Linked DNA regions of Homo sapiens: region 1 is linked to region 2. The links are chromatin contacts, found by Hi-C or POLR2A ChIA-PET in ENCODE. All regions are on one chromosome and are shown on one strand. Each heading gives the region's core, a stretch centred on a gene start or an enhancer-like site at or near the end of the contact. The rest is flanking DNA. Distances are from core to core; before and after follow the strand shown.

Evidence for each region. Hi-C counts contacts between places; a loop is a spot of excess contacts on that map. ChIA-PET counts read pairs that join two places held with the same protein, here RNA polymerase II (POLR2A).
Region 1: a map of B cell shows a loop between it and region 2 (2.5-fold over the local background). The contact joins two enhancer-like sites. A Hi-C loop is called at or near these places in 6 of 168 maps with a recorded cell type or tissue (B cell, CD8-positive, alpha-beta T cell, aorta and 3 more). POLR2A ChIA-PET finds 5 or more read pairs at or near these places in 5 of 52 experiments (CD4-positive, alpha-beta T cell, CD4-positive, alpha-beta memory T cell, OCI-LY7 and 2 more).

The regions. Positions count from the first base shown.
Region 1 is chr3:16,452,398-16,457,273 of GRCh38, reverse strand. The region is part of intron 2 of RFTN1 (raftlin, lipid raft linker 1); the gene reads left to right. LOC124906220 (a long non-coding RNA gene) reads right to left here. Exons shown (of 2, transcript XR_007095840.1): 2 at 310-4,876. Among named protein-coding and RNA genes, the nearest start is that of RFTN1, 59 kb to the left of the region's middle. RefSeq lists an enhancer at 876-1,395. Within about 2 kb of position 2,208, at least 3 of the 41 ENCODE cell types and tissues checked have a DNase peak (open chromatin) inside an H3K27ac peak, as active enhancers do.
Region 2 is chr3:16,410,187-16,415,631 of GRCh38, reverse strand. The region is part of intron 3 of RFTN1 (raftlin, lipid raft linker 1); the gene reads left to right. Among named protein-coding and RNA genes, the nearest start is that of RFTN1, 100 kb to the left of the region's middle. RefSeq lists an enhancer at 546-635. Within about 2 kb of position 3,985, at least 3 of the 41 ENCODE cell types and tissues checked have a DNase peak (open chromatin) inside an H3K27ac peak, as active enhancers do.

The DNA.
Region 1 (4,876 bases), core at 959-3,458, 43 kb before region 2:
ACCACTGAGTTAAACTGCTTCTTAAGAAGACTTGCCTCCCTGCAATGTTTACTGAAGGGAATGGATTTACCCAGACAGGCCTGGCCTTTGGTAGAAACGCTGCACAGCTCTGCGTAGAAGCAGTTAGTCATCTGTACTTGCAGAGGCTGTAAAACAAATGTGGTGAACTGTAAAAGATTAAAGAGCCTGTTTTCCTGCCAGCTACCAGAAAGTTTCACATATACTTATTAAAGTTCTTATAGCAATGGCATCTGTCATTTAAAAAAAAAACTTTTTATTGACACATAATACACAGAGTGTTTGTTTTTATGACAGAAGTGGTTCTTGAAAGAGTTGACCTCTCTATAACTCTAACACATTTCTATGTCAACCAGACATGACTCTAGGTCAGTGGTTCTCAGAGTGGTCTGGGGACCCCTGGGAGTTCTTAAGGTCCCAACTATTTTCAAAATGATACTAAGACCTTTGTTCGCCTTTTCCACTCTTATTCTTTGACAAGCGTGCAATGGAGTTTTCCTGTGGCTACACGACCCATGATGGTATCATCACTAATTAATATGTGCTTGGATATTCTTATTTTTAAAATGTCTTAGTTTTAAATGTTCTAACGTGAAGAATATAGATAGATGTAACCCACATAAACAAAAGTTCTTAGGGGGGTCCTCAAGAATTTTTCAAAGTGAAAAGTGGTTCTGTAATCCTTTTCTAAGAGTTTGGTCAGCGGAGGGTGTTTATTACTTTTTAATAATAAACTTATTCCTAACATACCTGAGTTTACAATCACCTTCCAATGTGTAAGAAGTTGAATGAGATGAAATTAGAAAGATAAACCATTCAGAAAGATAAACCATTCTCCTTGAGTTTCCTCTCATCTTTTAGGATGCTCCCAGAGGCTGGAGTACCTTATTTTCTAAAAAGAGGGGTATACTTTCTACCACAGATCTCCGAAGATGGGGTCTTTATTCTAACTTGCTAGGCATTCTTTTGAAAAGAACAGCCCTGGTTACTGTAATTGTTAATAAGGCAGCCTGTCGAGTGCCGGAATCCATTTTTCTGTGTGATTAGAACCCGGCTGCATTCCTCCTTCCTGACATTTCATCCACTCTGCTTCGAGGTCTTAAGAATTAGCTGTTCTTGGATTAAGTGCCCTTAATCAGCTCATTTTACATTACAATGTAAAGTTTCGCTCATGTTCTGCAGAGAACTTGATTTTCATTTGCTGTCCTTGATCACAGAATAGTAAGTGGATTCCCAGGAAATTTCATGAAGTGGAATGATAATGCAGAGACGGGGGTGGGGGCGGTGGGAGGGAGGTGTCGGGGGATGTGAAACTAATTGATTAGTTTAGAATCTTCTAATTTCCATGAGGAATGGAGGAGCCCAATTTGTATTTCTTCTTGGCATCATGTTCTCACAGATTGTCTGATGTTTCATTATCATCTTGACAGAACAGCCGATGTAGAATTATGTTGACTAGGATATCCGTTGAGTTTTTGCCATGTGCATTAATAGTCCATGATTAGATTATTTTGACTCTACTAGTTGGTTATCTGAGAGCTTGAGGAGTTAAGAAGAGAGTGTCTCTGAGTCCTGAGTTTTCAGTGCCACTGTCCTTTGAACACAGCAGACACCTCCACCCCCAACACCAATATACTGGGCTTTGAGGACCATAAATGACTGGTGTTAATGTCCTCTCCTAACAAAACTTGTGGGCAGAATGCTCCCCTATTTAGAATTTTCCTAATCCTTACATACAGCTGGCTTGAGTGTTTTCATCTGTCAGGACTAGTCCTTTGCCTGGTTTCAGTGTTAATTTGCATGCTTGTCATCCTAGGGTTTTGTTTTCCTGCCCCCAACCTGTTTTTGGAGTCTCTTCCCAGTGGATTTGAAAAATCCTGGCTACTAGCGTGAGGATTTTCACATACGCACACAAAGTAGAAGTGAACAGATTGTGGCTTTTGCCAAATAAGCCTCTTTGGTATTCCTCACCCCCTGAAAATAACATCATTTCTCCACGTAATCGTTATAGAAAAACACCACAGAGCAAATGCTCCTCACAAACACACGCCACCTAAACAAACTGGGCAGGTCATATGCTGCTGTTGCTGCAGCTGTTTGCTGATCCCAACAGGGTCCAACTCTTGTGAGCAAGGAGGTGTTTATGGCGTGGAGACAAAGCCTGGCTGCAGTGGGAGGGTTGCTGGCCGCCAGCCCTCATTTATCAGCCTGTTTTTCCTTACCCTTGGAAGACCTGGGATCTTCATGGGAGACAGCATGGTGGAGAGGAGGAGGCTGGGTTTTGCTGTCTTGTCCTTCCCAGTAACTGGTTCTGTATTTGCTCTATCCTTTGTTTTTGTTTTTTCAATCACGTAGTCATTTGCTAAGGATTTATTGAATTCTAGTTATGGACTAGGCAAAAAGCTAGTTGTGAGGAGAAGAAAATGAACAAGACAAAGTCCCTGCCTTCCCTGGGAGACACGCCAGAAAACTGTGATGGTGAGTGCTAGATGGTGCCTTGACACAAGGAGGGAGGCCTTGGTGTATAGGTTGAAGAAGTCTCTTCTAGAAAGAGTTGTGAAGGATGAGTAGGAATTCTCTAAGCAGTTAGGGAATGAGGAGGAGAGGAGAAAGGAGAGATTTGTGTCTTATGTATCCATCTACCCAATTCCCCCATTCCTGCCACCATGCAGGCATTATGAATTGATTGGGAACTGTTTCCCAGTGAGCTCACCCTTGGCTTCACAGTCTTTCTCCAGACGTGGCTCCAGGCAGCCTCTCACACAATCGTCCTCAGACTTGAGTGAGCAAACAAGTCAATGGCCCTGGTTATTGAAATGCAGGTCTGATTTAGTAGATCTGGGGATAGCCTGGGACCTGCATTCCTAATGTAAACACACTCTTCCCACCCCTAGATGATCCTGATGCAGGTGTGCTCACCAGCTGCCACTTTGCTGAGAAGTCAGCACGGCATGGTCTCACTCCATAGATGGACTGTGAATTGATAAGACCAATGTGGGGCAATTTGGCAATTCCTATTAAATTTTGACCCTGTAAAGATATATAAGAGTGGGTTTTTAGAAAATCATCATTGTGATAGAAACTATTAAAATCTATGGAAATGACTCTCATTAGGAGAGCAGAAGGTGACTAAGGAGACCTGGTTACAGTGGCAGCCTTGTCATCTAGGGAAGCTCAGATCTGGTGGAGCTCATACTCCTTGTAGAGGTCTGGCATCATGTCCTGTTCACCCCTGGCTTTGACTTTTGTCTTCTGCCTTCCATTTCTGCACTGTGGGAAGGAAGTCCTGGGATATGGAGAAGGTCAATAACATGTTATTTGCATTTTGCATTATTTGCATTATTTGCATTTTGCTTGCCTTAATTATATCACTCTCTCTTTATAAATGTCTTTGAATAACACTTTTAAAATTAAAATTGGAAAGTTGAATTTGCTTTAAATATTTGCTTCATTTATTTTCTTGTATCATACCCTGAAATTAAGCATGTCTGGTTTATGCTTGATATTTGTAACCACTGTGTAACTATTCTTATTTTTCTGGTTCTTCCATTGTAGACTCCCATAGCAGTAAATACGTTACATACGTTCATGCTTTATTTTTTTCCAATTACAATTATACCACTAAATTCACTGAGGAAATAAACATTACATTTTTAAAAGGCTTTGTTTTTCTTCGCTGTAATCAACCTTTCAAAGAAAACCTGAGCCCAAGAAGCTGACTATTGATGGAACTTAAACAAGTCCTTAAGCAAGGAACATCTTGGAGGCACACAACTGTGTAGAAGCAAGGAGGTGTCGTTTGTTGGTTTTTAAGAGTCATTTTGTTCTGATCTTGCTACATTCACTTGCTGCACTACTGTGGTATAGTAGAAAAAGCATAGGATTGGGATCTGAGGGTGTCTTCTATAGTCCTGGTACTGCTATGTCTCTTTAGCCAATTGTTTAATCCCTCTGGACATCATTTTATGATCTATAGAATGAGAACATTAGCTTAGTTAATTAGGGAGAATTCATAGTGTAGAGGTTAAGAGCATAGGCTCTGAATGCGTGGGTTTGAATGTCAGGTTCAACCCTTAGTGGCTCTGCAGGCTTGGGAAATTTACTCAACTTCTCTGGTCCAGAGTTTTCTCATCTTTAAAATGGAGATAATAATAGTACATAGCTGAGAGATTGAGAATTAAGCAAGGATGCTTGTAAAGCATATAAAACAATGTCTGGTGGACAATATATGTCCAATGGAAGGTAGCTATCATTGTTACTGTTGTTCATATTATTTCCATAATACTTCTATCATCATCATCATCATCCTCATTCTCATTTTTAAGGGCTTTTTCTGCTGTAAAATACATTGAAACCATTTGCTCAAAAAAGGAGATTAAAAAGCAGCATTTAAATTCTGAAACACTAAGTGCAAAAGAACTTGATAGGGAAGAACGGCTTGTGATATTGTCACATAACAGTTGACTGTCTTCGGCCTGACTTGGTTGCATTTCTCCACTCCCAGTGATCTCTAAATCCAGTGGATGTCTTCCATTCCTCATCTTACTGAAGGGCCTGGCAACACTGACCACTCCTTCACTGTCACAGTTGAGACCATAATTGGTCAGTAAATCAAAAAGGTTGGTTGGAACAGGGAATTATTTTTTAAAAGGTATATATTGTAAACATTTTATTTTAGCTTAAAACACAAAACTGATTGTGTTTTCACAGTGAATTCATTGAAAACAAACGTTCATCTGCCCATCATTAGGTGCAGAGCTGTGGTCTTTGACAGTGTTTCTGCTGACTAGCTCTGCGTCATCTTTTGGCATAAACCCATGATACAGTAGCTAAGCATTTCAATCAACATTGTGAAGAT
Region 2 (5,445 bases), core at 2,736-5,235:
TTCATGGTGGAGGGTCCCAAAATTAAATTCTTAACCCTTCTCTTGCTACATTAATGGAGAGCTCATTTAGCCTCATGCTTTAAGTAATACCTGGGAGACTGATGACTCCTAAATTTATATCTCCAGCTGCAGTCCAGACCGTTCTCCTGCAGTCCAGACTTCAGTATATATATTCAAGTATATATGTGTGTGTGTGTGTGTATATATATATATATATATATACTCAACTGTCTACCAGACATCTCAACTTGGATGTCTTCTGGATATGTCATATTCAACATATCTGAAACTTGAATTATCTTTCTTCCCCCCTAAGCCTGTGCCACCCAACCCTTCCCCATGATAGTTCTGGCAAAGTCATCCATTCTCCCAGTTGCTAAGGCAAAGATCCTTGGAGTCATCTTCATCTGCTTTCCTCCTTCCACACCCCACAACCTGTTCATATGAAAATCTTGAAGGTTTTACCTTGAAAATATAACTGGAACCCAGCACTTCTCACTGCTGCTAGGACACTGTTGCCAACCCACTCTGAGCCATCATCATCCCTTGCCTGGACCACTTAGATGGGCTTCTGGCTGCCCCTTACAGCCAGAGGGATCCTTTTAAAATTCACCAGATCATGTCACTTCTCTGTTCCACACCCTCCACGGACTTCCTCTGTCATTCTGAGTAAAAGCCATTGTCTTCACTGTGGCCTGAATGTCTATACTATCCATCTCCCCTGAGGCTCTCCAACTGTGTCTTCCTCCCTGCACCCCTCTGCACTGAGCCCCGGCCACAGGGCTTCTTTGCATGCCCTCAGCTTAGGGCCTTTGCATGAGCTGTTGTTCCCTCTGCCTGGAGAGCTCATGCCCTGGATGAGCCCGGTCCCTTACCTCCTGGAAGTCTTTATTCCAAATTTCACCTCATCAGTGCAGCTATCCTGACCACCCTCATTAAAACTACAACTGTCTCCCTGCTGCCCCTGCCATTCACCTTACCCTGCTGCTGTGTTTCTTTTTTCCTTTTCTTTTCTTTTTTTTTTTTTTGAGATGAAGTCTCACTCTGTTGCTCAGGCTGGAGTGCAGTGGTGTGATCTTGGCTCACTGCAACCTCCGCCTCCCAGGTTTAAACAATTCTGTCTCAGCCTCCCAAGTAGCTGGAATTATAGGCGTGCACCACCATGCCTGGCTAATTTTTGTATTTTTAGTAGAGATGGGGGTTTGCCATGTTGGCCAGGCTGGTCTCGAACCCCTGACCTCAGGTGATCCTCCCACCTCAGCCTCCCGAAGTGCTAGGATTACTGGCGTGAGCCACTGTGCCCAGCCCTTTTCTTTCTTTCTTTTTTTTTTTTTTTCAAGACTTCCCACCATTGGGCATACTCTGTTAGGTGCTCATGCATGTCTATTGCTTATTGTCTTTCTCCTCCTATTAGATTGTTAGCTCCACAAAGGCAGAGGTTTTGTCACTTCTATCTATTGATGAATGCTAAAGTATAGTACCTGACACAGTAGTAGTGTGGTCCATATTTAATGAATGAATGAGTAATGAACTGTGAAAAGTGCTAGGAAGGAAAAGTAAGAACACAATTATAGATGATAATAACAGATCAGTAGCAGGTAGGATTTGTTGAGCCTGGATGTTGTACCTCTGTGCTAAGGGCTTTGCTTCTTTTTGTCCTATTTAATCCTTACAGCAATGTTAAGAGGTAGCTCCGTATAATATCCCATTCATTAGTGAAAGAAACTGAAGCACAGAAAGTTTAAGTAAATTGCCCAAAGGCTCACAGCTGGTGTATTACCTGCCTCTAGTTAGCTCTAACACCGGTAGCCTCTAACTAATAAATCTATTGGAATTATCATACCAAGTTGGGGATGGCGAGTGATGGGGAAGCATATTTTATTATTAGTCATGCTCTCCTCAGAGTGTCTTTATTTAATTGGAGAGTGCTTAGTGTTAATTTCCAGATAAAGTAGGTTGGGGGGGCTTTTGCTGTTAGTTAACCCTGTGTACGTCTCCAGAAATGCATTCTGTGTTTTCTTTTTCTTACTGTTTAAAACCAGATCTCTCTGTCCTTTCCAAAAGTGGAAGTCATCTGGACTTCTGTCCAGGGGAAGTTTGGTGGTTTCCCATATTCTTTTCCAGGATGATACAATGACATGGCCCTTTGGGGAGCATACCTGGTATTTCCACTACCCCATAGGAAGGTGGCAATGCCTGCTCAGCTGGGAGTTTCAGGTTAATGCTTCTTCCATAGAAACTAGATTGATAGCGGAATATTTATTCCTTTGTCCTGTGGTATCTTGGACAACCAGGCCACAGCCCTGGAGGTCACTTCTAGGACATGTCCACTTCTGTCTCCCAGGATAGTCCTTGCCCTCAGGGACACAGAACACTCCTCACCTGATGGAGCTGCTTTCAGATGTCTGGCTGGATTTTGTGGGTTTGGGCCTAGGCCTGGTCACCAGTGGGTGGCCTGTTCTAAGCATGAAACTGCCATGTCTTCCTCCTCAGGAACTGTGTTAGTTTTCTGTTTTCTTTTTTTGGTATTAGTTTTCTATGCTCTGTAATAAATGATAACACATTTCATGGTTCAAAATGGTACGTATTTATTATCATATGGTTTCTGTAGTTTATCAGGGTTCTTTGCTTCAGAATTTTATCAGGCTGTAATATCAGTGTTGGCTCAGGCTGCAGTCTCATCAGAGGCTCAACTGAGGAAAGCCCCACTTCCAGCCTCCCTCAGTTTGTTGGCAGGAATCATCTCCTTGTAGTTGTAGGACTGGGATCTCTGTTTTCTTGCAGCTGTTGGCCAGGGACTACCCACAATTTCTTGCCATGTGGCTCTCTCCTTCTTCCTGAAGCTTTCTTCTTCAAAGCCAGTAAGGGATTCTCTAGCTCAGAGGGAGTCATATAACATAATGCCATCACAGGAGTGACATCCATCACCTTTACCATGTTTTATTGAGTAGGTGCAAGTCACAGGCCCTGCCCCCACTGAAAGGGCTGGATTGCACAAAAGTGTGAACACCAGGAGGTGGGGATTGTTGTGGGGGTCATCTTAGAGTGTGTTTGCCACAGCAACCATGGTCTCCCCACCACCACCTCACTCCCCACCTCCAGTGCTGAGAAGCCCAGAAACTCCCTCTGGCAGCTCTATAGGGCTTTGCTAGTGGATTTAATGCTGTTTTTCATAGGATTAGTGGCAAGGAGAGAGTTTCTGTGTGACTGTGCCTTCTGCCTTCAGCTCTTCCTCTGTGAGGCCATAGCTGCACCATCACAGAGTGCTGACTTCAAGGCTGGGCAGCCAGCATCTGTCCTCAAGGGGTTTAGGGATTTTTCCCCCTTCCTCTCCCTTTCAGCCATTCTTCAGTGTAATAATCCTTTCATTTCAAATTGAGGAGCTAATTCCCAAAGGCAGGAGAACGCCTATTACTTGCTCACCTATTCCCCCAATATGCATTAGATTTGCTTTTCCAAGAAACCATAGGCTGAGATGTAATTTTCCATGGTTCATCTAAAAAATTTGTAATGCCTATTTTTCTTGATCTTTTGTGCCCCTTTCAGTTCAGATGTAACTGAGTTAATTATTTGAAGAAATGAACCAGAGCTTCCTTTCTTGTTATAGAACTTCTTGTTCCAGAACCAGAGATGGTACTTATTAGATTCTATGCTAAAGATTATTCCCTAGAATCGATCTGGGCTGTGAGTTGCTTACAGACCAACTTGTCTTCCTTTTGTTCATCCTGTGAATGTTGTACTTAATGGATACAGCATTGACTTATTTAAAATGATTATAGTTTTTTAGTCTATTCATTTGAAATCTCAATGGATATTTCTAAATAACCTCATATAGCCTGTTTCCATGTAACAGAACAGCTGGATTTTAGATTTTAGAACCCCCTCTCCCTCATCCTGATTTTTGTTGTTTGAGACCTCACATGGTACGTATGACAGTGTGTCTTGACCAAGTCTTCTTTTCAAAGGTCTGGAATCATCTGCCTTAGTTCCTCTTAATATGTCTTTTGTTTGGGGAGGAAATGAGAACATGAGTCTAGTCTCTGACCAAGTATTAAGGCAAAAAGGTTAGGGTTCAGAATTGGTTTATTCTTTTGGGATTAGTTTGTTCCAGATTGAAATCAGTTTATTGTTTTACATTTTGAATGTATGCGCCACAGTACCCTACCCTTGGAAGGGTATGTTGGAAAGAAAAATAAAAATAAGCTATTGAAGTTTGCTTACCAAATCACAGTTGCACACCTGGGGAAAACCAAATCCTCTTTCATTTTTTTCACTTTTAAATTTAAGGTGAATCATACACAGATGGTTAATGGTAGCAGAAATTGCTTTTAATGCTATATAAGAATCTTAGAAATTTATTTAAAACGTTGCAGCAAATACACAGTTAGAAACTGGTGAGATGCATGTATCTCAGGAGTTCAGTGTGGAAGTGCCTGCTTTATGCATTTTCTGGACAGTCCTGCTCTCACAGGGACTTCAGGGGCCCCTCTTTGGTAGAACAGCCTCATAAGTGGGCCAGGAGGGCTCTGCTCCCTCCTCCACCAGTGCAGATTAGCTGTGTACATGAGCCCTGGACAAGGAGCTGGGAGCCTTGGTCTCTAATTCCCACTCCCCAATACCACCAGCCACCTAGAAGAGACAGCACGTTCTGCCAGCCTTTAGCTGCAGTACCACTCTTGTTGCCTTATGCCTGGCTGGGCCAAGGAATCCTCTTCAATTTCTGACACCCACGTGATTTCCACTCTAGTGTCATACAGGAGCCCTGCCTGTGAATGGCTGTGAAGTGGTGGAATTTCCTCCTGGTGACCACTTGCTGCTGGCTCTCCTGAATGGGTGCAGTTTTGAACTGTGCTGTATCACAGGGATGTCTATGTGGTGGTGCTTTGGAAAGCAGCCCCTGTGTGCAGAGATGGCAGGGTGCGCTAGGAAGCCTCTCCTTTGACAGCAAGACTACAGGCCTTCACCTCAGACAGCCGTTTACACCCACGCTGTTTTCCCAGAATTTCTTTTAGTTGCTCAGTAGTCTTTCTTTAATGCATCTTTAATTTCCATAGATTTTGCCAGATTGCCCTCTAAAGGGGTTGAACCCTTTTAAAGTCTTTTAAAAATTAATTTTTAATTTTCTAAGTGATATAGGAATATATTCTTTTCATTTAAAAATGAAAACAATTAGGGATTATGGCTAAATTCACTTTTGATCACCACCCCCACACCCATACCATCACCACCCATCCCCATCCCCATCCACATAAGCCTTCCCCATTCCCCAGGGGTACCTGCTATTATTGGTTTGGTGTATGTCTTGCTTGTTCTTTTTCTGTGCCCTGGCGGATATAAACCAATGGGACATAGACATTACTGGAGTGAGAGTTTGTGTGTGTGTGTGTGTGTGTGTGTGTGTGTGTGTGTGTGTGTGTGTATAACATGTAAGCTGTATTGTACCAA